Regions from separate parts of the Homo sapiens genome. Here regions 2, 3, 4, 5 and 6 are each linked to region 1. The links are chromatin loops, found by intact Hi-C in ENCODE. Cell type or tissue: PC-9. All regions are shown on one strand. Region 1 overlaps LINC01512 (long intergenic non-protein coding RNA 1512). Region 2 has its middle 4.5 kb from the start of SCIRT. Region 3 overlaps SCIRT (stem cell inhibitory RNA transcript). Region 4 overlaps SCIRT (stem cell inhibitory RNA transcript). Region 5 overlaps LOC105375070 (a long non-coding RNA gene). Region 6 overlaps LOC105375070 (a long non-coding RNA gene).

Region 1 (4,000 bases):
GGAAGGCACAGAAGAGCTGCCTGGAGAAGGGGTTCTGGGAGGAGGGGATACTAATACTAAAGCAAGGTTCCTAGGCTGCATCTTTTAGTTTTTTCTTTTTGTTTTGTTTTTTGTTGTTGTTTTTTGTTTTTCGTTTTTTTGAGACGGAGTTTTGCTCATGTTGCCCTCCATGTGCAATGGCGCGATCTCGGCTCACTGCAACCTCCACCTCCCGGGTTCAAGCGATTCTCCTGCCTCAGCCTCCTGAGTAGCTGGGATTGCAGGAGCCCACCACCACACTCGGCTAGTTTTTGTATTTTTAGTAGAGACGTGGTTTCACCATGTTGGTCAGGCTGGTCTCAAACTCCTGATCTCAAGTGATCCACCAGCCTTGGCCTCCCAAAGTGCTGGGATTACAGGTGTGAGCCACCGTGCCCGGCCCCTAAGACTGAACCTAAGTTGGCCAGGTGAACAAGGGGAAGGGCAGTCCGGGCAATGGGAACAGCTCGCTCAAAGGTGTGGAGGTATGAAATAGCCTGGGGTTTGCTGGAAAGGACCAATGATTCAGGGTAGCTTGGGCTGCAAGTAGAAGGAAGTGGCTGGAGAAAAAAGCACGGCCCAGGCTTGGGGAGCCTGTGGAGCCTACTAGGCCCTGGGACTTTTGGACAGGGGTGCCTTTGATGGGGTTCAAGCAGGGGAAGAGTGTGATCAGCCACAATTTTTAGCAAGGTCCTGTGGCTGCAAAGGAGCAAAGAGATCTGAGGGGCCAAGACTGGAGGTCTCTACAGTAGTCCAAGGGAGTAATGCTGGGGTCTGAGCGAAGGCAGTGCTAGTCGGGATTCCCTCCCGATCGCCTCTGCCTCTCCTTGCTTGTTGAGAATACCTACTTCTCTCCATCAGTTTGGTCCAGTCCCTCAGTCAACAGAATGTAGGTGTGAGGAGGTGGTGATGGGGATGAAAGTGAGGCCCAGAGAGAAGATTTGGGGGCCCCAGAGCAGCTGAGGGCCACAGTTCAAAAGGCAGCTGCAATATCTCTCCACTAGAGCCAGGTCTTACCCAAAGAAAGCTTCCTACAAGGCAATTGCCTCAGTTCTGTGCTTTTCCTTTCAAGAGAGAACTGAGTTCATTGAACTTAAGGGCAAATCTATATCCTTGTCCTTTCTTTGCAGAGATAATAAAGTTAATGGGATTATTTCCTGTGTACAAGAATAGGGCTGCTAAGAAAACATTGTCAAGTAAATGCTGTTTGCAAAGGCTAAACTGAAAGGCCAAATCTTCCACCAGGAGGAAGTAAAGGGTGTGTCTACACGGGCTCACGGGGAGCAGTGCCACCAGTGACTTGATTTGCCTGAGACTGACTTCCCCTCTGCTTCACCGGGCTCTGATTCATGCAGATGGCTAGAGGGCAGGGTTGCCAGGCCCATTTCCCTGGTCTCCAAGGTACCAGGTGAGCTGGCTAGTTGGTTAGTCTTTGGAAAAACAGAGTTCACCTTAGACTAAGAGAAGGCCCCAGCTGAACTTTAAAGATTGTCTGGATAACTTTCCTCCTTGTAAATGGAGAAACTGAGGATGCGGAGGGGGAGCTGGTCTCAGGTCACATGACCAGTTGTAGCAAGGCCTGGTGGGGAAGTAGAGACACAGAGATGGAAAATAACTTGCCTGGGTCATATAGCCAGCAGTTGGGTTGTAGGGGGGAAGCTGAGGCCCAGAGAGGAGAAATGGCTTGCCAGGCTCCTACAGCCTCCCAGTGGCAAAGTTTGGGATGGAACCAGGTCTTCAACTCCTAGGAGACAGCTTGCTCTGTCATCAGCCCAAGCTCCCATCCTCCCCTACTACAGAGACGGCTCAGGGAATCACTCAGGTGTATTCCTGTTTGCCGAGTCTCAATCATCCCTGACTGTGTCGCCACACCTCGAGCCCAGCAACCCTTTTAGATCTTATCAGTCCAGCCCCTATGAGGGCTCCTCACGTGGACCATCCTCAAACAGCATCCGTGTGCACAGGTGCACCAGGTGGGTGGAGCTGAGGGACATTCCAGCAGAGGGTAGACAATGGCTGGGTTAAGAGGGCTATCTTCTTTTCACACCTCCTGATTTCCTTGAGTTTGTAAATCATTATCCCAGGCTACACAAAGCAGGTATTGAGTAGGCCTTGTTGCTGTCCCTAGACACAGTAGACAGAGGCCACTCCGAGTGGCTCCTAGTGGCGGGGGGCAGCTCCCGGGCCCTCTGTCCCCCTTCCCGGCACTGGGATTGGGTTACCCCATCTAATCCCTGCTCCTCCATCCACCCTCTTTGTGGCCATTGTAATTTATAATCGAGAGGCATGATGCAACCTGCTAATTACATTGCTTGATTTTGAACACATCCCGGCTTCTCTGACTCAGGCGGCAGAGGGAGGAGGGAGCAGCAGGCGCTGCTTTGTGGCTTATCAGGCTTGGGTTATTCCACTCACACCCTCTCATGCCTCCCCCCAACCCTCAGCCTTTGTTAACCAGGGCTTGCATCACCTCCTGCTTTCCATTTCCCCGGAATTTTTTTAACGGCTTTTTTTTTATGAGCTGCTCTGTCTTGTTAGCTAATGAATGATTGTGGAGCAGTGATGGGGATCGCTTTGTGCCTCTATTAAATGTTACATGATTGCAATTATGAGTTAACAAGGGACAGCTAATAAAAAAAATAATCTATTTTGAGGCCTGGGGCAGACATGAGACTCGCTGCCTGGTTCCCAAGCTGAATAAATCAGAGCCCCAAGGACCACAGGCTGGACGAGGAATCGACCGAGGAAAGGATGGACGTTTGCAGGTCCCCGGGAAGCGCGGCAGGCTGGAGGGCAACAGCTTCATCCCCAGGCCTCTTTTGAAGCCTTCCCACCTATGTGGAGTGTTTTAGGCTCCCAGAGGCAGGTGTCTGGACTATCACAGTTGCTTCTTATCAGCCCTTCCTGTGTCCACCATTGCCCTGCAACCCCTTCTCCACATCACAGTGGAGTGATCTTTTAAAGATAGAGCTGGTCAGGCCGGGCACGGTGGCTCACGCCTGTAATCCCAGCACTTTGGGAGACCGAGGCAGGTGGATCACCTGAGGTCGGGAGTCGAGACCAGCCTGACCAACATGGAGAAACCCCATCTGTACTAAAAATACAAAATGAGCCGGGTGTGGTGGCGCACGCCTTTAATCCCAGCTACTCAGGAAGCTGAGGCAGAAGAATCACTTGAACCCAGGAGGTGGAGGTTGTGGTGAGCCGAGATCGTGCCACTGCACTCTAGCCTGGGCAACAGAGTGAGACTCCATCTCAAAAAAAAAAAAAAAGAAGATAGAGCTGGTCATGCCACTATCCTGCTCAAACTCCCTCAGTGGCAGCCCAAGATCTCCCTTCAGCACTGGCTCCTCATTTCAACTTCATGCTTTCAATTAGCCTATTCCCACATCCTCACTGTCCTCACCAAAACTAGTTCAGAATGGGGTTAGGCCCTGGAAAACAAGTGACCCCAAGAATCAGGCAGATGAGGGCCTGAGCAGTAGAATGGTGATGAGCTGAGTGTGGAGGGCCTGCAGCTGTTGTCCCTTTCCTCAGACTTACTCAGCAGTGCCCAGGACCATCACACCCAGAAATGGAGTGACGCTGACCTCTTCGTCACTGATCCAAGGAGGCAAAAGACAGGCACCTGGCTTGGGATCTTCCCTGAAGGGTTGCTGTTGTGTGTCCCAAGGCTTTGCAGGTGCTGGGTATACAGGAGGTGCTTAATAGATACACAGGCCGGACGCAGTGGCTCACGCCTATAATCCCAGCACTTTGGGAGGCTGAGGCAGGCAGATCTCTTGAGCCCAGGAGTTCGAGACCAGCCTGGGCAGCACGGCAAAACCTCATCTCTACAAAAAATTAGCCAGGCATGGTGGTGCGAGCCTGTAGTCCCAGCTACTCGAGACGCTGAGGTGGGAGGATCACTTGGGCTACGGGAGGCAGAGGTTGCAGTAAGTCGAGATGGTGCCACTGCACTCCAGCCTGGGCGACAGAGCAA
Region 2 (4,000 bases), 150 kb before region 1:
TGTCCCCTTTGTTACATTCCACAGTGGAAAGCGATCCCTCTCTCAAGGCCTGAGGATTACAGTCAGGAGAAAAGCCTGGGTCGCCCTGGGAACACTCACGTAGCCTTTTCCCACCGGTGCCCTCCTCCTCCTGACAAAGGCTGGGGTAGGGGGATGATCCTGATGCACCCCAGCCTGAGGGAGCAGTAGGGTCTCTGGGGTTGGGGGGCTGGTCAGCCTTTCCCTCCCTCCCTGGGGTTCAGCAACCCCAGGGAGGGAGTGAACTGTGTTGAGAAGCCCCCAGTGGGCCCTCTCAGGATGCAATTGGGGCCTAGGTCCTGGGTTTCCATGTGCCTGGGCTCCCCCTGCCCCCTCACTTCTGCCCTGAACCCTCCCGCAGGCTGCAGTGCCACTCCCCATCCCTACTAAGCTGGGGATTTCCGCAGGCTGAGCCAACCGCCTGACCCTAATTATGGCGCCTTCATCCTGTTGAGGTTAAGCTCCCTATGACTTTCTCTCCCCCCACCCCAGAGGCCAGGCTGGGGGTCAGAGACTCAAGAGTCTCAAGCCTACTGTGCCCCCTCTGGAAAGGGTTGATGGGCCTGTGTCCCCTTGGGTGGTTGGGAGGCAGCTTCTTGTGGGTCTGGGTAGACAAGCTAAGATAGTTTCTCTGGGCCGGGTGCGGTGGCTCACGCCTGTAATCCCAGCACTTTGGAAGGCTGAGGCAGGCGGATCATGAGGTCAAGAGATTGAGACCATCCTGGCTAACACGGTGAGACCCCGCCTCTACTAAAAAAAAACAAAAAAAATTAGCCACGTGTGGTGGCAGGCACCTGTAGTCTCAGCTACTCAGGAGGCTGAGGGAGGAGAATGGCGTGAACCCGGGAGGCGGAGCTTGCAGTGAGCTGAGATTGCGCTACTGCACTCCAGCCTGGGCAACAGAGCGAGACTCCGTCTCAAAAAAAAAAAAAAGTTTATCTGGAGAGCCCTTAGGACAGAGGGGAGCCCTGGGGAGCTGACCTCTAGAGGGCTGGGAAGTCTGAAGATGGGGAACTCCTAGAGGACCCATTCTCAACCCTGGCTGCCTATAGAATCACCTAGAAATATTTTCTTAAAATTACCTTTGTCTTAGCCAACCCCTACCAATTTTGATTTCCTTAGTCAGGGCTGGGCAAACATGGGTATTTGAAAAATCCTCCCAGTGATTCCCATGTACAGCCAATCTGAGAATCCTGCTCTGTCCTCCGCCCCATGATGCCATCGAGGAGGCTGAGGCTCAGTGAGCAGAGGCCCTTGATGGAGGCCACCCCACTAGTTGGGGCAAGGTCGGGTCAGAATCTGAGGCTTCTAACCCCATGGCAGGCTCCTTCCTATAGGCCTCTTCTGTCCCCCAGGGGCTGGTCTGGTGTCCCACTGAGTGTCACCTGTATTCATTTCACCATTTGGGCACTGAGGAGCTGTGTGACCCTTGGCAAGTTGCTTAACCTTGGTTTCTTCTTTGTGATAATGGGCTCCAGTGATAAGAATTGGACAAAATGATGCCTGCAAAGTGTTCAGTGGCACTTGAGGGAAGAGTAGCCACTGTCCTGCTTTTTGCCTGGGGCAGGCCTGGTGCTGCAGGATCTGGGCAGAGGCCTCCTTGATCGTCCCCACCCATCAGGCAAGTGAAGCCCTTAGAGGTGGAACTTCGGAGGGTGGAGTCCCCGGGGAGTGGCCACCCCTGAGGCTCCCCAGGGCCCTGACAGGGAGTTGGGAGGTGTAGGGAAAGTGTGAAGAATGGCTTCCTTGCACACTCGACTTCATGCACTTCCAGGTGGCGGTGACAATGGTCAGGATTCTGCAGTTATATGAATGGCCACCAGGAGTCACCCTCAGCTCATGCTTGAAGTGAAGGCAGCACAGAAAAAGGGAAAGGAGCTGTAAGGGAGAAAAGGAGGAGGACACCCCACCACAGAGTGGATGAGCCTGGAGGGGACCCAAGGCTGCCAGAGTGGCTGCTTCATTTCTGCAGGAAGGTGCAGGACAGAACTCAGACTGGTGGGCACCGTGCCAGCAGGCAGAGGAGGGAGCAAAGGCTCATTTGTCTGCCTTCGGAATTCTCCTTCCCATGCTGATGTCAAATCACAATTCAACAGATTCTTCATGGGGCACCTGCTGCACACAGAGGGACAGGAATCTTACTGAACACCTAGTATATGCCAGAGCCTACACACACAGTGGGCTACTCAACATTCACAACAACTCTGTACAGTAAGTACAAATATTGGTCCCAAGATACAGATTGGGAAACTGAGGCTTATACCAGTTATGTGTTGTGCCCAAGGTCACCAAGCTGGATGAGGACTGACGCCTGTCTGGAGCCTAAATTCTTTCTCCTACACCAGATTGACTTCCAGAGAGTTCTAGGATACAAAGCTGGCAACAGACTTTCTGCCACGTAGAGGGATATGGCAGGTGACAACCCTGTCTGGCTCTGCTAATCAGGATCCAGTAAGAAGCTCAAGACAGGTGGCCACTCTGCTGGTAGGCAGAGGAGGGAGCTGTGCTCCCTGGGGTGGGTAGAAGTAAGGTTTGTGTGGGTGCTGGGTGTTGGACACGGGCAGGCTGCAGACATAGCAGCAATGAGGGGAGACTCTCTCAACCTGCCCATGTCCTCCTCTGAGCAATCTCCCCGCCCCAGAATTATTTCAGTTTCCTCATCTGTCAGTTCTAGGGGTGGACTTCATTCATTCAATACTGTGTCCCTGACCTCTGCTCCCTGCCAGGCTCTGAACTAGTCATGTGTCAGGCTGGATACTTAGATGGACAAGACAAGCCATCCCCTGCCCACAGCTGCCCCACCTGAAGTCTAGGCCAGTGACCTCCGAAGTTTTTTTGATCATGTGCCCTTAGCAATAAAAAAGATTGTTGAGTACGCACCCGTCAGATGAGTATGTTTTTATATAGTTTACCTTGTAAAACACACTCACACTAAATGAAAAAAGGATTCGATGAAAAATAAATAGGCATTCTAAAACTTTCTTCCAGTACCCCTGAACCACGCACACATATGGCACTTGGAACCCAACTGCTCCAGGAGCTGGGAGGGTAGGGTCAGTCCAGCCATACTCAGGACGGATGTGTGGTCAGTGTTCCAGAACATCCTTGCCCACCCCTTTATGCCCTAGCAAAGGAAGGGAGAAACTTCAGATACAGCAGGTGGGAGTGTGGGCAGATGGGAAGCGTAAGCAGGTTTATGTCTGAGGAGGCAGACAAGAGGCAGGTTTTTATTTTAGACTGTGATGTTGAAAATTTTGTGATCACTTTTTACACTGTCCCAGGACATACAGAACCAAGACATAGTGTCCCAAGTAGTATCTAATTTCATATACTTTAGGTAGTTCTATTCCATTTCCAAAGGTTTAGAATACCGCCCCACCTCAACCCCCAGGAAACTGGGGAGCACTCCCTCCACTACACACACTTGGGACACGAAGGACAGACCCTGGTTGGGGAGGCACTTAGGTGTCCCTTCCTTAGGGGCTTTATCTCTCACTTCCCCTCCTGGGTTGGAGGCTCCTGTGACCCCCTCGCCTGGGCAGGTCCCCATGCAGGGTAGAGCACTTGGAGGCCTCTGTAAACATGGGTTACAGGAGAGAGGGGGCAAGAGGCCACAGCTGGGGTACATAAGGAAACCCCTCTGTGGGCCCCCTTACTCAGAGAAGTCTCAGGAGAAACCCTTTCCCCCACCCCCAGTCCTGGCACCAAGCTGGAGAAAGACAAAATGGCTTGTGAAGGCATCTGTCTGCCCTCCAGGGTGGCTGCCAGGGGGGCAGCCATGATGGCTGGCCTGGTGTGGGTGCCTTTGTGTGCCATGACTGGGTGTCTGTTTCTGCAGTCACTAGGCGCTTGTTCTGTGGGGTGAGGGGTGTGGGGGTGGGGGCACGGCCTATGGCAGGGCACGTACGTGAGGCTGGGCACGAAAAGCCTCACCCACCTCCTGCCAGGTACAACCAGCTGCTGGGGCCAACTGCCGACCGCC
Region 3 (4,000 bases), 120 kb before region 1:
TATGTGAATGTTTGTGTGTGAGTGTGTATGAGGACTGCCCACTCTGCTCCTCCCCTTTCCTCCCGCTCCCCAGCCATTCTGACTGCGCAGTGGGTGCTCTGACCTTTCATTTGGACCAAGGACCACATGACCGGCATTTCTCAGGACAGCCCTCATTCAAACAGTTCACTCCCCCTTCCCCAACCAGTGCCGTTTATTTTTCCAACCCACACAGCCTCATATTCAGGGTGGAAAATGCAGTCACCCATCTCTGGGATCCTCCTCTTCTCTTTGAGCTCGGGAAGAGTGGGACTGGAGGCCTGGAGGGGCCATGGCAGGTTCCAGGAGAAATGGACCCTACTTCTGGGGCTCTAGTAGGGAGCTGGGAGCTGGGGGAGGGGGGGTTGTGGGGACAGGCTTCTTTGTTCCCAGACCCAGGCCTGGCCTGGATTTTTCTGGAGGGGACAGTGGGAGGGAGCCCTGGCTCACAGGGAGAACTGGGATTTGGTTATTAAACCAAGTTGCAAGTTCAGTCTGCTTTCCAGCCAACTTTTCTTCCCACCTCACTTTCTCCTCCAGATAATAGAAATACCCTGGAGGGGTTCCTTTTCTCCCTGGCAAGCTGAGGGAGGCAGGGGCCCTGCCATTGGCCACTCCCTGGGCCTGGGCCAACTCCCCACCCCCGCAACAAGGGGTGCAATTACATCAGCTGCTCTCTCTCAGGCTCTGGCTGTTGCTGGGGGAGGTCCTTGCCCTACTCTGATGCTGGCCTCCTGACTTTTGACTTTCTCTGACCCCTTCCAGGCCTTGAAATCATGGCAGCAGCAAGACCCAACTGGGGCAGCATCATGTCTGGGTTTGAATCCCGGTTCAGCCACTTTCCAGCTGTGTGATGTGGGGCAAGTCAGGTAACCTCCTTGGGCCTCAGTTTCCCTATCTGCAACTGGGGATGACAATAGTGCTCTCTTCCTAGGTTTGTTCTGGGTAATCACTGAATTAATATTTGTTAGGTATTTGTGTTTTACCTTGCACTATGTACGTGTTGGTTAAATAAATACATCATTTCCCTAATGATGGCCAGCTAAGGAATAGGTGGATGGGGTGGGTCACTGACCCACTAACCCCTGGCTTCATGCTTCAGCACTTACTCATTCCCTGGCACTTAGCTCTTATCCCTGCATAGACCCAGGAAGTCTGTGACTTTTTGCTCTCTTTCTCAGGGTTTAAATTCCACCCCTACTATTTACCCTCTGTGGCACTTTGTCTCCTGGGGCAGGGATATCACAGCAGAACACAGAGGCCAGCTCAGGAGAAAGTCTCCCATCCTGACTTGTCTCTCCTCCACTTGTGCCACAGCAGCCACCCCCAGGGAGGCCTGAAGGGAGGTGCCCCAAGTGGCAGGTCTCTTCCCAGTGCCTTAGGTCTTTGCTGTTCTGGAGAGGAAGTGGCAGCTTTGCCTGCTGGGCTAGGGACTTAGGTTTTGGTTTGAGCATGGAAAAGACTCATTCACAGAAACTCCCCTGCCTTCCTGAGGCAATGATCCTGATCCACTAACCAGCTGCTCTCGCTGGGGCTGGGGGAGTGCAGGGGGCTTTGCTCGCCTTGAAGGGCTGGTGGAAGGATTCCTCCCCAGCTTCTCCCTTTTCCCCAGGCTCAGATCCCACCAGGACTGCAACCCTTAGCCCTGTCTGGTCTCCCCTGCAACCCTTGAGGCCACCCTGGAGGCTCAGCCATCCATTCACCCCAGGTGGGTCCCACACTGCCTTAGCTGCCTCTTCCTGGCCCTGTGGCAGCCTGCCTCCTCTCCCCTCCCTCCTCTGGTTGCTCTCATTGTGGGTCTGGAAACTGAGGTAGCCTTGTCGCTGGGGCCTGGCTTCTCGATGCCCAGAGTCCTCCAGCTCTATTCTGCTCTCAAATATGGAGCAAGCACCCACACTGTGCTCTCCAGTGCCTGGCTCTGATGGAAAGGGCCAGTTGGCCCTGGTCACCAGGGAGCCTCTTGACCAGAGTGCAGCCCTCAAAGAAAAGCCAAAGGTCCATGAGATGTCTTCCTTCCCTCCCCTCCCCTCCCCTCCCCTCCCCTCCCCTCCCCTCTGCTCCCTCCCAGAAATGTTCATTGGGCCCTGCCTTTGTAGCAGGTGTGGGCTGGGCCCTGACCATAGAAGAAGACTTCCTTGCCTTGAAGTTCAGAGGGAACCTGGTTGCAGGCCCCAGGCAAGGCTTTCCTTTCTTTGAGTTCCACAGCTCTGCTCACTGAGGGGTTCCAAGGCAGAGGCTGAGTCTCCACCATCAGATCGTGGGCTCCCTGAGGGTAGGGCATGTGGTTTCTGCCCCTCAGAATCTTCTGCATTCATTGATTCACAGTTCATTCATTTACAGCACTCAGGAATGCTTCTGTGGGCCAGGTTGTGCCGGGCCTTTGTGAGCTGATCTGTTTCAGCAGGTGCCATCTAAACTGGTTTCTGGTGGATGAGAAGAAGCTAGTTCTGGGAAGAGTGTTCCAGGCAGACAGAACAACACGTGCAAAGCCAGGAGCCTGAGAGCTATTGGGGTAGGCTGAGGCAGGAAGGGGCTTTGAAGATACAGTGACTCACAGGAAAGCAGGGGCCTGTCTGGGGAGCTGAGGAGAAAGAAGTCCTTGAGAATGGTTGAAGATTTTACTTCTGTGGCAGGAGAGAAAACCTAGGAGAGTGTCAAGTATCATTGCCCAAAGGAAGACAGGAATTCAGCATTCTGCGGAATCCCTGACTCATCGCTGGGGGTGGAGGGAGGTGGGAGAAGACTCGGCTGCCTGTGCTTCATTTCTAGCCTTCCAGGAGGACGTCAGCAACCTCCTTGCAGATTCCTTCCTCCTCTGCCCCCTCAACCTCCCTGCCCTTGCAGGGAATGAATCCCGGAGCTCTAGCTGTCATCGAGTTCTCCCTGTTGTCTAATCCTAGTCTCTCCTGCTGCATTCTTGCGTGTCCTTGGAGATTAACCACAATTTGGGGCCTGCAGTGTCTTTTCCCAGTGCCTGGCAAAGGCACTCCCTAGCCTTAACCTGTCCCCACTACTGTCCTGGGCCACAGAGGCTGGGTCCAGGGCATGGGGGTAGTTTCCAGGAGACAGTTTGATCCTCAAACTGCAGGCCAAGCCTCCATCTTGATCTCCAGGATTGCTTGAGGTCTTAAATCCCACTGGAGAGGTCTAGAGAAGCCAGGAGAAGCCGAGGCTCTCTGTTCCTGTCTCTTTCTTACCATGACTCTTATTTCTCTTTTCCCTGTCTCTCTCCCCATCTCTTTCTCTCTTCCACTCTCTCTCCACAGATCCCACCCCACCCCAACCCCCACCCCCGACATCTTTTTCTGGTTCGGTCTTCCCCTCCCTCCTTCTTGCTCTCCTTTTCTTTCAGTCCCTTGCCCTCCCTACCTGTAGGACTCAGTCTCCATTCCCATCCCTAGCCCTCTTTCTCTCTGATGGCCCCTGGCAGTGCTCGGGAATGAGAATGAGGAGGTGGACTTGTGGGGCTGCAGGTGGCCTGGCAAGTGGCATTGTGCAAGATAGCTCTCTTCCTTGTTAGGGTCTGAGGGGATTTGGAGGGCCGGCCCTAGTCAGCAGCCTGGCTTTCATTCCAGGCCTGTTGGAGGAATTCATAATAAAGGGCCTGGCACTGAAGTCCTGGGTGGCTTTAATTTTCTGGAAGAGAGGCAATCCAGTTGCTTCCCTAAGGGGGAAACCCTGTGTACCCAGCTGAGGGAAGGTGAAGAGCATGTAGTAGTTAGGGTTTAAGCCTCCCCTGCAAAGTGTCCACCTCCAAACTGTTGGTGGGACTGAAGACAATATTTTGTCATGGAGAGGGGACTGGTTGAGAGGCAAGAAACAAAGGAGGAAGGAGACCAGACCCTTCTCTGGCCAGTCAGTAGCTTCCCTGGGTACCTGAGCCAGACTGGGTATGCCTGCCCTCTTTATGGGCATCTGAAGGAGGCAGGAGATGAAAATCTCCGAGTATGCAGAGGAAATGAGCTCCTAGAGAAGAGGCGAG
Region 4 (4,000 bases), 130 kb before region 1:
AGGCACAGAGAAGGGTTTTGTCTGGGCTGACAACGGATTTAATGCTACACTGATTCTCTGTTTAGTTTTGGTTTGGTTTTTGAATCACTTCACGCTGGCCCTGAGTGAGGCGATAAGGCCCATTCCCAAAGCACAGGTGGGAAAACTGAGAGTCCGACTTGGGCAGTGAGTCAGGTAGGCCATCCTGTTCTGCTATCCCCACACCCCTAGCCTGGCTCTCTGTCATCTGAAGTGTTTTCCCAGGGTATTTCCTCCTTCTAGGTATTTCTCCTCATCTCATGCATTTACCTGGGCTCTTCCCTCCTTTCCATCCATCTATCTATCCATCCATCCATCCATCCATCCATCCATCCATCCATCCATCCATCCTCCTGGAGCCAAGTCCTCCCAACAGGGTTCCTCCTGACCTCACAGGGCAAGTAGGAGGAAGTGCTCCTGGATGGGGACATCACACCCCTGGTAACTCTTCTCTTCTAGACACCTCATCCATCCTACTCTGCCCAGCCACACATGAGTCGAGATTATTTCACCAGAGGAGAAGCTTGTATCAGTTAAATTTTGGTTTACACAAGATAAATAGTGAATTTTTTGCTCATGTAAAATATTTCTGGGATGTGGTCAGAGACTCCTTCTATCTTTCTGACCTGCTAGGTGTGGTTTCCATTTCCAGGGTCACCTCATTGCCCAAGATGGCTGCTGGAGCCCCAGCCAGCAGGAAGGAAGAAGAAAGCCTGAAGAAGGACATGCCCCTTCCCTTCAAGGAAGCTTCCTAGAAGTCACACTTATATTCCATTGGCCAGAACTCAGTCATCTAGCCATACCTAGCTGCAAGGGAAGCTAGGTAGTCTAGTCTTTATTCCATGGGGGTCTGGCTAAAAGTTGGGAAATAAACGAGGAATGGATATTAGGAGACAGGATCTGCCACAAAGCCTCTTTGTTCCTTTTAGATTGCAACTGCCAGAGGGTAAGTGGGGCCTTCCCAACGCCCTGCCTCAAGCAATCCTGGTTCTCTCCCTTCTCTGAGGTCTCAGTTCTTCCCTGATACTCAGTAGTTACTGCCTGGAGCTGCTAAAGGCAGCAGCACAATGCCACATCCGGCTGCCGTTGGCTGTTGTCCACCGTCTGCAGATCCAGGCCAGTGCACTCACTTATCTCACAACAGCTCAACAGGCAGCTAGTCTTAGTCCCATTTTATAGTTGAGAAATTGAGGCCTAAAGAGGTTAAGTAACTTGCCCAAGAGCACGCAGCTGGGCTCTGAGCCCAGTTCCTGTGTGTTTCTTTCTTTCCTGTTGAGCCTTCCCTGTAGGGGTGGATGCCCTGGGCCTTCTCAGGGTCTGACAAGAGGAACTGGAATGGTCTGAGCCCTAGGAGGGGCCTGTCTGGGAGGAGAGGGCAGGCAGGGGCGTGACCTGGGTCCTCAGGTGTCTCCTCAGCACTTACTCAGTGCCATGGTCAGCGAACGCGTCTGAACAGAGTCTACTGACGGGCTTGGGGATTTCTGCTGGCGCCAGCAACTGGCCACTGCAGCCACATCCTCAGACGCCACTTTCCCCAGAATAAGTGTCCTAGACCCAGCAGTGAGGAAGGACAGGGATAGGGCAGCTTTTGTCACTTCCCTTTCTTTCCTCCAGCCCTCCCCAGGGAGGCGGGGGAGAGGGGGACTGTTTACTCTGCTTTCACCCGGGGGAGGCAGCAGCAGGGGACTCAGCACCTACCCCAGGTGGGCTGCTTGGAGGGGAAGGTGGGGAGAATGTGACCAGCGCTGAGGGGAAGAGGCCAGACGCTGGGCTTCTCTGGAAGACCAGGGCCATGTGGGCCATCCCCCTGCCTCCGGGCAGGACTGTCCGTGCTTGCTGCCGAACATGAGTGTGAGGTCATTGCTCTGGTCTCAGGGGTGGGGGGAGGTGCTCTGAGCGTAAGTACGGTCACCGCCTCTACTTGTGGTTAGTAATGTTACTGTAATATCTACTCCACGATCTCTGGCCAAGAGGAAAGGCTCAGGAGTTGTGAGTCACAGCTGGCTGTCGACAGTGGGGCAGGTCATGCGCAGCTTGAATGGGGGTGTGCTGGGGATGGCCCTGAGACCCAGACGTAACCTCTGTCCTCAGGAGTTCCTGCCAGAAACAGATGATGAACTGGAAGAACAGATGTGAGGCTGAAAGTCCCCAGTCCATGTCCTCCTCCACCAGGAAGTCTTCCTTGATGAACTGCCTTGGGATTGCTCTGGGATTGACCTTGAATTCCTAGCTGTGGCAAGATGGGCTTCTTTTTACTTTGCCATCCTGCCAAATCTGAGCACTGAGCACCTACAGGTTGTGTGCTAGGGGCAAGGGCATGAATAGGAATGTGGTGCTTTCATTCAAATCATTCATTCAGTCATCAAATATGCCAGGTGCTCAAGATACACGGGTGAAGCCATGGACTCAGCTACTCTTATAGAGCCTGGAAAAGGAGAGTCTTAAAGCAAGTAGTCACACCAAAAAGAATTACAAACTGTAATGTGTGCCAAGAGGGAAAATTACATGGGGCTCTGGGAGAATATCCTAGGGACTTAGTTTAGATGGGGGTGTGGCCTGATATTTAAGCTCAGTTCCTGTCTTGCTCTAACAAAGTCCCAGCCTAGCTGGGGACACACACGCACGCGCGCGCACACACACACGCAGAAATGTCTGGGAAAAGATGATGTTTAACTGACAGTTCACTGTATCTTCTTGGTCCGTCCTAATGTTCCTGAACTGGAAGCTCCCTGCATGCCTGGATCATGTCATGTTTGCATGATCAAGGTCCTGCCACCAGGCCTCTGGTACAGGTGGTGCCTAGGAAATATGAGTTCTTTGCATGCCATTAGGAATTATCTGTCCACCACCAAATTAACTGCTCTAAGAGTGCCAGGGTGGAGGATTGGAGCTGTGTGGTCATCCAGGAAGGCTCTGAGGATGAGGAGGGCAGTGATTTGAGTCTGGAAGGACTGAGATCAGGATGAAAGGGATGACAGAAGAGTGTTAGCCCTGTTTGGAGACAATGAGGAGACTGGGAGGTTGATGTTCTGGAAGGGAGTGGCTACGTCTCTGCCCTCAGACTGGCAGATCCCAGACAGCAGGAAGTGTCTCCTCCTTCAGACTGTGAGCTCCCTCAACTCTATGGGACCTGGCTTCTTGTAGACTGAGGCATTATTTGGGTGTGGGTGGACGTGGGAGTTGATAGTGGGTCTTCTATCCCCCCCCAACAGCCCTTGGGCCTCTGGGGAGAAGTCTGTGGACTGGCCCAGAGCCAAGGGACTCCTCTCTCCCTCTCCTCCCTAACATCTCCAGGAAGCAGGGTCCAGAGCCTCAGAGCTTCCGGTCACCTGAATGTGATTAGTGGGAGGCCTCTCCCTCTGGGATCGAGCCCTTGGTTGTGGCCTGAGGTCCCCAGCATGGCCCAGCCTGGAATTCATCTCCCAGCCCCAGTGCCCTTCTCCCTTTTCCCTTCCTCAGCCCAGCTCTGGTTGGGCCCAGGCAAGGCAGGAACTAGGGATGGTCCGGGGGGCTTCCTGGGGCTGTGCCACTCCTGATAGGCAGTGATTCCCCTGGAAGCCCCTCCCTTGCCGCCTGTGAAGGCTCTGCAGGGAGACAGCTCACCAACACGGTGGCATGCTGCCCACCAATGGGGGCCGTGCCAAGTGTGATGTGATGTATGCTGATCCCTCTCCACTCCTCACTGAGGACCAAGCGTCTGCTGCCCCCGCAGCACAGAGTGCCTGGGGCGGCTGTCCAATCACATCCATGGGGGTTTGGGGGAGATGTAGGAGTGGACAGAGGGTCTTCCTCGTGCTGCAGGCAGCAGGGCCAGTCTGAAAGAACCTCCCCCACCCCCAGAACTGGTCTTCCGCCCCCAGTTGATGGAGCCCCTGGGTACTGTCCAGGGTATCAGTCCCTCCGCATTTCACTTGTATCCCTCAATGGACAGAGGAGGTAGGCCCCATTGACCCTCTTGCTCCTCTCACCCACCGTGCTTTGG
Region 5 (4,000 bases), 120 kb after region 1:
TACACCCAGCACCCAGCCCAGAGCCCAAGGTACTGACCCACAGAAGGCACTGGCCTCGTAAAGGCAACTGGGTGGTGGCATCCACGGAGAGAGCACAGGGGTGGGAATCAGGACTATTAGGTTCTAGACCCTGCTCCGCCCTGGGTCACTGTGGGGCCTCTGGTGTGTCTCAGCCAATCTCTGATCCCGGTGTCTACACGCAGGCAACGGGCCCTCTCACTGCCAGCTAGTCCTGTGGCTTTGCAGCCCTCGGTAGCAGTGATGGAACAGGGGGTGCTGATGCAGGGGATAGCCACTACTGTCCCTCCTCCTTGTGAACCAGGACCACAAACAGGTCACAGGCACATCTTGGACTAACCAAGATGAGCAAAGCTCTCTTAAACAGCTTACACCAAATAAGTGATTAAGAATCTTTCAAGGGCCTCAAGTGCCAGCGCCTCTGGGAAGCCTTCTCTGACTGTCCCAACCTTTGGCTCCAGTGCTGAGGAACTGCTCTGGTAAATATCTCATCTCCCTGATTGGTTTGTGACCTCTTTGAGGTAAAGGAACTGTATCATCTTCAACACAGAGAGCCAGAGCAAGCACGGTCCCAATATTTTCTGAGTGAATAGATGCATTGACATCAATGGTGTTTAAATATCAGCTCTGCACACAGAAGGAAGCCCCAGGTCTGAGTGATGATGTGCAGGTTTGGCCAAGGATGGGCCCAAGTTCTTTCACAGCTGGGTGACCTCAAGAAACAATCTGACCTCCCTGGCTCTCCTTTGGCCCAGATCCCATAAGCTGGTCAGTTAGTGACCATTGATCAGGAGTCTGCTGTCTGCAGGGCCCTGGGGAGGTTGTCAGAGGGCCACATGGCTCAGTTGTTTTTGGTTCCTTATGAAAAACTCTGAGAAAAACAGCATGAAGAAATCAGGACAGATTAGGCAGACCAAAGATGGGAATAAGATGCAAAGAATAGGCTGGAAGTAACCCCAGGAGACCTCCTAGGGGAGGTGAGTTCTGAAATAGAAACCCAGGACATCCATCCCACTCATTCATTAATTCATTCAGTCATCCATCCATTGAAGCAGCAGACATTATTAGAAGCCAGGCCCTGAGAATGTAAATGAACACAGCCCTTCCCTCAAGTTGTTGACAGTCTCGCTGGGCAGCCAGCATCTAAACTCAGGTGACCACACAGTCTGAGATATGACCTAATAGATACAGACCACATGCCAGAAAATAGAAGAGTGGAAAGCCTCTCAGGAGGGTTTATCTTGAAGGAACCCCCCACCAAAATCTGCTCAGCTGATCTGAGCTTTTACGGGAGCAGGAAATGCAGGTAATGAAAGAAGGGGCGAAAGAACCTTTGTAAAGCAACAGTTACCTGGCAGGTAAACAAGGTTAATGGAGACCTGTTGTTTTTCCAGGTTCTTGGTGACCTCACCTTTGACCAACAATTTCCTGGCACTAGCTCAGGCTGCCAAGGGGGGAAGAGGGGGAGGAAGAAGAGGGTAAACAGCAGGTGAGGCCAAAGGTGGCCCTAGAAGGCAAGGGACACATTCCAAAATGTCTCCCCAGCCTGAGGCCTGCAGCAGAGCCCAAAGTCCAATAGGGAACCCACACCCGCATTCCAGTCATCAAAAACACCATAAATACTGGATTACCCACCAGAAAGGATGCTTTCCGCTGCCTAGGAATGCCTCCCTTTCCCCAAGCTGAGGCCCAGTTCCCCACCTCCCCAAGTGTCCCCTTGTCCAGGAGGCCTTCTAGATCAGCTGGAAGGAGCTGAGGATTTCCACTTGGGCATGACCTGTTCCTCCTACCACCTCTTCCTCTTCTGCAATATCATTAACAACCAACCTTTAGGGGAAACTCCCTCTCTTCACTTCATTCCCTTCAGCCCAGACTGGCCAGTGGGAGAGCCCCAGAGCCATGTGGTGCTGCAATCCTGCTGGGCACTCAAAGAAGAAGCCCTGAAATTTCTCAGCCAGCAGCCAGGTTCCCGGCTCACTCTGCCACTCACAGGCTGCATGACCCTGGGTGAGTCACCAGACCTCAGTGTTGTCACCTGAAAAACAGGGATGCTGATGAGAAACACAGTCACATGGCTTTTGAAAGGAGCAAAGGAGATAATGTACAAAGTAAAATTAGGCATTATTATTCTAAATGCTGGATGTTACCAGAGATCACCCAAACTTCTAATTTTACTGATGAGGAAACTAAGGTCCAGAAAAGACATTTTAAAATAAAAGGATTTGGGTCCTCTCTCCTCTTCCTTCTCCTCCTCCTATGACTTATCTTCTTAGTTCAGCCTGGCCTTCTAAATACAGGTTTCTAAACTTTGTAAGGCAGAAATCCCTTGGAGAATCTGATAAAAGATAAGGACTTTCTTTCCCCAAAGGACATTCATTCACATACCCCCAAGACTGTGCAGGTAATTTCAGAGGGCTCGTGTGTTCCAGGCTGGGGCTCTGCTCTATGGCAGAGCAGAAAAAGAGAGGCTGTCCGTTCTTGGGTCAAGTCTCCCACAGCCACAGCCACAGCCCCAGGAAAGCAGGAAATAACAAGGGGCCAAGCCTGAACTTCAGGGATCAAACCTCACCCTGAGAGTCCCCCAAAGCCCAGTCCTCAAGGCCCTGGGAAGAAAGTCCCATTTAATCCCCCTCCAAACTCCTCACTACCCTCTCCCTTACCCCCACCCATCCTCTCTCAATCCACCTAAAACCCCCACCCACCCACAGCTCTTCTTTTGAACTGGTTAATTCTGTTCTGGTCTTTGAAAGTCAAACAGAATCTTAGAGACCATCTGTACAAACCTCTTTATCTTTACAGATGAGAACTATAAACAACGAAAGGCATACTGACTTGCCTGAAGTCACCCAGATAATCAGGACAAGAGCCAGGCTACATTCACCAACTCAGTCCCATGGGTGTGCGCTGAGGACCTACTGTGCGTCCTGGGCCCAGCTGGGAGGGGTGGGGCTGCCAAGAATTGATGAGCTGCAACAAGATTGGCAAAGCAAGTCTGAAATCCTTGGAATGAGAGTGCAAACAAGGTTACCAAGCTCCTGATTGTGTAAGAGAGGTTGCACAATCTCTAGAAGTTCAGCAAAGGCAGGGTTAGAGCATTCATTCATTCATTCATTCACTTATTCATTCGCTTAACAAATATTTATTGAACCCTAAGCACTAGTCATGGGGCCAACAGTCTCGACAATCACCCAGGCAAGGTTCCTGCTCCCCTGAAATCCTAGAGAGAGAAAGTCAATCTGTAAACAAATAAATTTTAGCTAGAGATAAATACCATGAAGAAAATTAAAAGAGTGGAATGCAAGCAACTTGGGGATGCCATTTATATTGCAAGGGAGGAGGGGAGAGGTGTTCAAGGAAAGCCTCTTGGAGGAGGTGACATATGAACAGAATCCTGAAAGGTGAGGGGGAGGTATCCATGCAAAGATGTGGAGGCAGCATGTTCCTGAAGGAGGGAACAGCAAGTACGAAGTCCCTAAGCGGACACAACACTGATATGTTCAAGGAAGGAGAGATTATTGTGTGCAGAGGGTGAGAGGGGCCTGCAAGGAGGCTGAAGAGATGGTCAGGAGGCAGACAAGGCCGGGCCTTGTGGACAGGCGATGAAGGCAGGCTTTATTTTGTGTGCAGGGAGGGTTTAAGCACAGAGGTAGCATGATCCTTCCTGTGGCATTAAAGTGGTTTCTGGCTGCTGGGAGGAAAAAGAATTGGAGAAGCTGGAGAGGAATGGAGAAGCCATGGAGCTGAAGCCAGATGGTAGAAAGAGGGGAACAAGGACAGAAGTATTTTTGAAGCAGAGCAGGCCCCGGGATTGCTGATGGCTTTGATCACCCGAAGGGATGGTCAGATTATGAATGCGTCTTTGGGCTTGAGCAGCTGTGGGGATGGAGGTGCCGTTCACAGGTATAAGAAAGTAACAGGCTTATGAGGAGAACGAACTCTTGCAATTTGTATATCAGGGAAAAAAGCTCGATATCCTTTGCTC
Region 6 (4,000 bases), 53 kb after region 1:
CCCACCACCCTCCCCAGCGCCTGCTTACCCGAAGGCTCCATGGGAGGCTGGGCCTCATAGGAAGCAAGCACTGGGCATACTTCAGGGCTGGGTTAGCAGCGCCAGATGCTACAGACAGGGAGAAGAATCTTCAGGGGGATACCTGGGACCCCAGGAATGCAGGGGGGCAGGCACTGGAAAGATGGGGGGGGATCGGCTGCCCCAGCCAGACAACTGGCCATCCAGGTGGCATCAGCCAGTACATGGTTTCCTGCAGCTGGACCATAACTCTGAGTGTGGAGGCCACACACTCAGCCCTTGAAGGAGACCCACTTCGCTGTGTGGGTGAGCGGTGGCTGTGCACGCACCTGTCCAGTAGTGCACCCCCTGAAGGTAGCAGCCTTGGGCAACTCATGGCTGGTTCCCACCATGCCTGTCATCGATCCATGACAGAATCACTGCTTAGGGCAGGGGGACCTACTGAATGAACACATAGCAGCATGGGGGGCAGAGGTGGGAGCCGTAGGCAGGGGCTGCTCATACCAGGAGAGGTGCCTGGACAGAGGGGGTGGCTGGCCCTCAGAAGTGGGGCTGGGAGACCAAAATCGGGGCAGCCTTCATGGCCAGAAGGCACAGGCCTCCTTCCCTTTGAGCTAGAGATCAGGCCGGCACCCAGCTCACACACCAACCTCTGCTGGAGCTCTGTGAGGTCTGGCCGGGGCCTACAGGACTACTGCGTGAAATTTTCACAACTTAAGCCCTTGGGCTCATGAGTCTGGGGATTTCCTATGGGCAGAAATTGAGCTTTCCCCATCAGACTCCCTAAGGGCAGGGTGGGTCTCCCCACAGCCATCCCCTTCCCCATACCCACAGGTACAGCCAGTCTGGAAGTGGAAGCCCAGCACAGACACCCTGGGAACATCTGGGACTCACCTCACTCTCCCATCTTGGCTTGTGCCACCACGTGACCTCATCCTGCTCAAGGCAGATTCCACGGTGGGGAACTTAGAAAGGCATGTTCTCATTCCCCACAGCAACCTTGACAGGTTGGTAGGGCAACCCATTACCAGGTAAAAGATGGTGAAACTGATCCAGGGATGGAAGCCACACAGCATGCAAGAGGCACCTCCCCCAGGCTGGCCACGGGCTCCCTGCAGCCTAGCCAGCCTAGAGACATGCCCAGCTCCTCTCTAACTCCTGTGGCCCTCAGCTGGTCACAGCCCTCAGGCCTCTCCTAGGCAACCAAGCAGACATAAATGCACTAAGGAATGAGCTCCCCAAGGCCACCAAGAGGTGTCTGGAGCATTTGGAGCACTTGCTTGTCAGAGCACTGGACAGGGAGTCAAGACTCCTAGGCAGGCTTTGCAGCAACTCATTGTGCGACCTATGGAAAGTCATTTCCTCTCTCTCTCTCTCTCTCTGGCTCTCACTTTCCCTAGCAAATGCTCCTTGTGGGAGAAACATTTTTAACCCCAGGACCTGGCTCACAACAGGCCTCAGTATTTCAACTAAATAGATGGAAGAGTGAGTCAATGCGGGGATGCAGCAGGGCTGGACCAAGCCCCTTCTGGGCCTATCACTTAAAAGCTTCTAGGCTGATGTCCCCCAGGAAAGGCACATGTTCCCAGTTGCCCCAGAGCCATCCCTTGTCTCTAGAATAGCCATGGCCTGTCCACAGCCAGGAGGGCCAGTCCTGCAGGCACTGCAGCCACCAGCACCTGCCTGAGACTAGGGTTTCTTTCTCAGCCCTCCACCCTCCCTGGGGCTTGTTTCCCATCATTACCTCTGCCAGTCATTCCTGAGGGTCACATGCTTGCGAGGGAGCACAGTGGGCTATGGGCCTCCCTGCTGTCCCCTCCTTCTTCATTGTTCCTGGGCACTGTTGACTTTACAGGAGCAGCTGGAAACCCATGATGAGGGCGGGCTGATGTTGGGCCCAGGACTGGTGGGGCCAGTTTCTCAGATGAAACTTCAATGCAGGTAAAAGGCAAACAGATAAACAGGAGGCCAAAGGGCACCTCTGCCCAGGGGCATGGGCATGGAATGTGGGCAGTGGGGACAGTGCCCAACTGAGCCCCAAGACATCAGGGGGCTTAAACACATTTTAAACCTCTAGTCCCCCTGAACCAGCTTAGATCTCCTCAGTCTTTGTGGGTTCAGTTTATTCCACTTTGAATATGTGGTCCCAGTGCAATAGGCTCCTATGGGTCAGAAATTACTGAGAGCTGTCATTGAGTGAGCATCAAGAGTGCCAGGGACTGTGCTTATGTCTCATGTAAGCATGGTAAAAATACCACCAGGTAAGGATTATTACTAACCTTGTTTTCCAGATGAGAAAACAGAGACTCAGAGAGGTTAAGTAACTTGCCCAAGGCACACAGCCAGAGAGTGGCAGGGTGGGAGCTGAAGACTTTCCATCTAGTCCTTCTCTCCTGGCCCCTGCTACAACCCTATCCAAGCCCCCACCATCTCTCACCTGGGCTGCTGCAGGGTATCCTTGCTGGCCTCCTGTGTTCACCCTCACCTCGTTCCCTACAGTGAATTCACACAGCAACCAGAGAGAGCCTGTTAAAGTGTAAGTCAGATCAGGTCCTTCCTCCACTCACTTCATTTGTGGATGTACTATGACCACACGATCTGCTCCCCTGTTACCTCCCTGACCTCAGCTCCTCCACTCGCCCCTTCATTCTGCTCCAAACATACTGGCTTCGCTCCTTGTTCCTTTAACACGAGCATCGACTTACCTGCCTCAGAGCCTTTGCGCTTACTGCTCCTGCCGCCTGAAAACTCTTCCCCATATATCCACTCTGTTGGCTCTATCAGGGCTCTGCTCAAATGTCACCTTTTCAGAAAGGCCTGCCCTGCCCTTCTTGGGTAAAGTAGCCTGCTATCTCCTGTCTACGCTCCATCCCCTTCCCCTGCTTTATATTTCTTCAGAAGCAAATATGGCCACTGACTAGTGTATTTGAATGTTACCTGATCTACCAGAATGCAATCTCCACGAAGGCAAGGTTTTTCACCTGTTTTATTCATTGCTGTAACCACAGACCCTAAAGTGGTGCCTGGTACATGGTAGGTACTCAGTAAATAGTTGTCGAACACATGAATTAAAGAATGAACGACACTAGAACTGCCCCTCTTATGCACTCTACTCTTTCCAGCCTCTGTGCTCTCTGTCCCCAAATTTTCCTCGTGGGTGCAGACAAGTCTGCCTCCTTCTGCAGATTAGGGACCCCTCAGGGTGAGGGCTGACTTTAGCTCCTGTTTATTCCACTACCCACCGTGTCCCCACCCAGCATCCCTTTGCCTAGCAGCTCCAAGCATTGCCCTAAGCACATAGAGGGTGATCCAGAAAAGTCTATGGAAGCATAAGGCTTTCCATTCCTGACTTATTTCCCCTCTGTGAGTCTGCCACCCACTGAGGAGGGGAATTGATCCTAGAACTGCTGGGTGATCATCCAGCGATGACTGGGTAAGCCTCATCTCTATGCCAGGCACTGCACTGGGCACTGGCAGACCCTGGTATGAAATGGGTGCTTGACAAAACTGTGCTGCCTTATCCAAGTGAATGAGGTCCACTGACCCAAGATGGACTGTTGGATACCTAGACTCCTGGCTGGCCCTCCACTAGGCAGCCCACCCTGCCAGCTCTCCCACATGGCAGCGCAAGCCTCTACTTCCATTCTCTGCTCTGGCCTGCCATGGCACGCTGAGTCTGCCCCCTCCCCAGCTCCTCTTGGGGGGTGGGGCCTGCCTGCTCTCTGCTCAGATTCTATCCCAGCCTGGGTCCTGAGAGAAGCACATGGACCCTCTGAACCTTGGTTTCCTGATCTGTAAAATGGGAGCCCAGGATAAGTCTTGCTTCCCTTTAAACAAACTCAGATTTCTACAAAGACGCCCTCAGGGAACTCTCTCTCCCCACTTTACAAAGGGATTCATCACAGATCTTTTTAAATAGCCAGTAATTTGACCTCATGACTTAGAATATAGGATGCAATTTACAAAATAAATTTCTGATAGA

What was found. Hi-C counts contacts between places; a loop is a spot of excess contacts. Peaks named below come from ENCODE experiments on the same cell type or tissue, not always from the same donor. Only the 100,000 strongest peaks of a DNase experiment are listed, where the experiment ranks them.
Region 2: it touches region 1 in a loop (9-fold over the local background); 10 of 110 quality-filtered maps call a loop at or near these places.
Region 3: a loop joins it to region 1, with 8 times the contacts of the local background. A loop is called at or near these places in 2 of 110 quality-filtered maps.
Region 4: a loop joins it to region 1, with 3 times the contacts of the local background. A loop is called at or near these places in 3 of 110 quality-filtered maps.
Region 5: it touches region 1 in a loop (4-fold over the local background); 3 of 110 quality-filtered maps call a loop at or near these places.
Region 6: a loop joins it to region 1, with 5 times the contacts of the local background. A loop is called at or near these places in 3 of 110 quality-filtered maps.

Annotation. Positions count from the first base shown.
Region 1 is chr6:43,925,252-43,929,251 of GRCh38, reverse strand. All of the region lies in intron 1 of LINC01512 (long intergenic non-protein coding RNA 1512), which reads right to left. Among named protein-coding and RNA genes, the nearest start is that of LINC01512, 36 kb to the right of the region's middle. RefSeq lists an enhancer at 2,965-3,698. In PC-9, CTCF peaks have their summits at 1,437 and 1,638; DNase peaks (open chromatin) are centred at 1,331, 1,911 and 2,401; H3K4me3 peaks cover 338 bases; H3K27ac peaks cover 3,699 bases.
Region 2 is chr6:44,077,177-44,081,176 of GRCh38, reverse strand. No RefSeq gene overlaps it. Among named protein-coding and RNA genes, the nearest start is that of SCIRT, 4.5 kb to the right of the region's middle. In PC-9, CTCF peaks have their summits at 1,643 and 1,845 (motif pointing right); a DNase peak (open chromatin) is centred at 1,836; H3K4me3 peaks cover 1,387 bases; H3K27ac peaks cover 2,083 bases.
Region 3 is chr6:44,040,469-44,044,468 of GRCh38, reverse strand. All of the region lies in intron 1 of SCIRT (stem cell inhibitory RNA transcript), which reads left to right. Among named protein-coding and RNA genes, the nearest start is that of SCIRT, 32 kb to the left of the region's middle. RefSeq lists enhancers at 543-837, 1,682-2,430. In PC-9, CTCF peaks have their summits at 2,220 and 2,423; DNase peaks (open chromatin) are centred at 688, 1,188 and 2,708; H3K4me3 peaks cover 1,662 bases; H3K27ac peaks cover 4,000 bases.
Region 4 is chr6:44,056,663-44,060,662 of GRCh38, reverse strand. All of the region lies in intron 1 of SCIRT (stem cell inhibitory RNA transcript), which reads left to right. Among named protein-coding and RNA genes, the nearest start is that of SCIRT, 16 kb to the left of the region's middle. RefSeq lists a silencer at 1,550-1,619 and an enhancer at 1,920-2,099. In PC-9, no CTCF peak of the experiment used is centred here; DNase peaks (open chromatin) are centred at 1,332 and 1,952; H3K4me3 peaks cover 561 bases; H3K27ac peaks cover 3,732 bases.
Region 5 is chr6:43,802,204-43,806,203 of GRCh38, reverse strand. The region is part of intron 1 of LOC105375070 (a long non-coding RNA gene); the gene reads right to left. Among named protein-coding and RNA genes, the nearest start is that of VEGFA, 34 kb to the right of the region's middle. In PC-9, no CTCF peak of the experiment used is centred here; DNase peaks (open chromatin) are centred at 1,503, 1,973 and 3,043; H3K4me3 peaks cover 686 bases; H3K27ac peaks cover 2,358 bases.
Region 6 is chr6:43,872,324-43,876,323 of GRCh38, reverse strand. The region is part of intron 2 of LOC105375070 (a long non-coding RNA gene); the gene reads right to left. Among named protein-coding and RNA genes, the nearest start is that of LINC01512, 17 kb to the left of the region's middle. In PC-9, no CTCF peak of the experiment used is centred here; a DNase peak (open chromatin) is centred at 1,853; H3K27ac peaks cover 2,483 bases.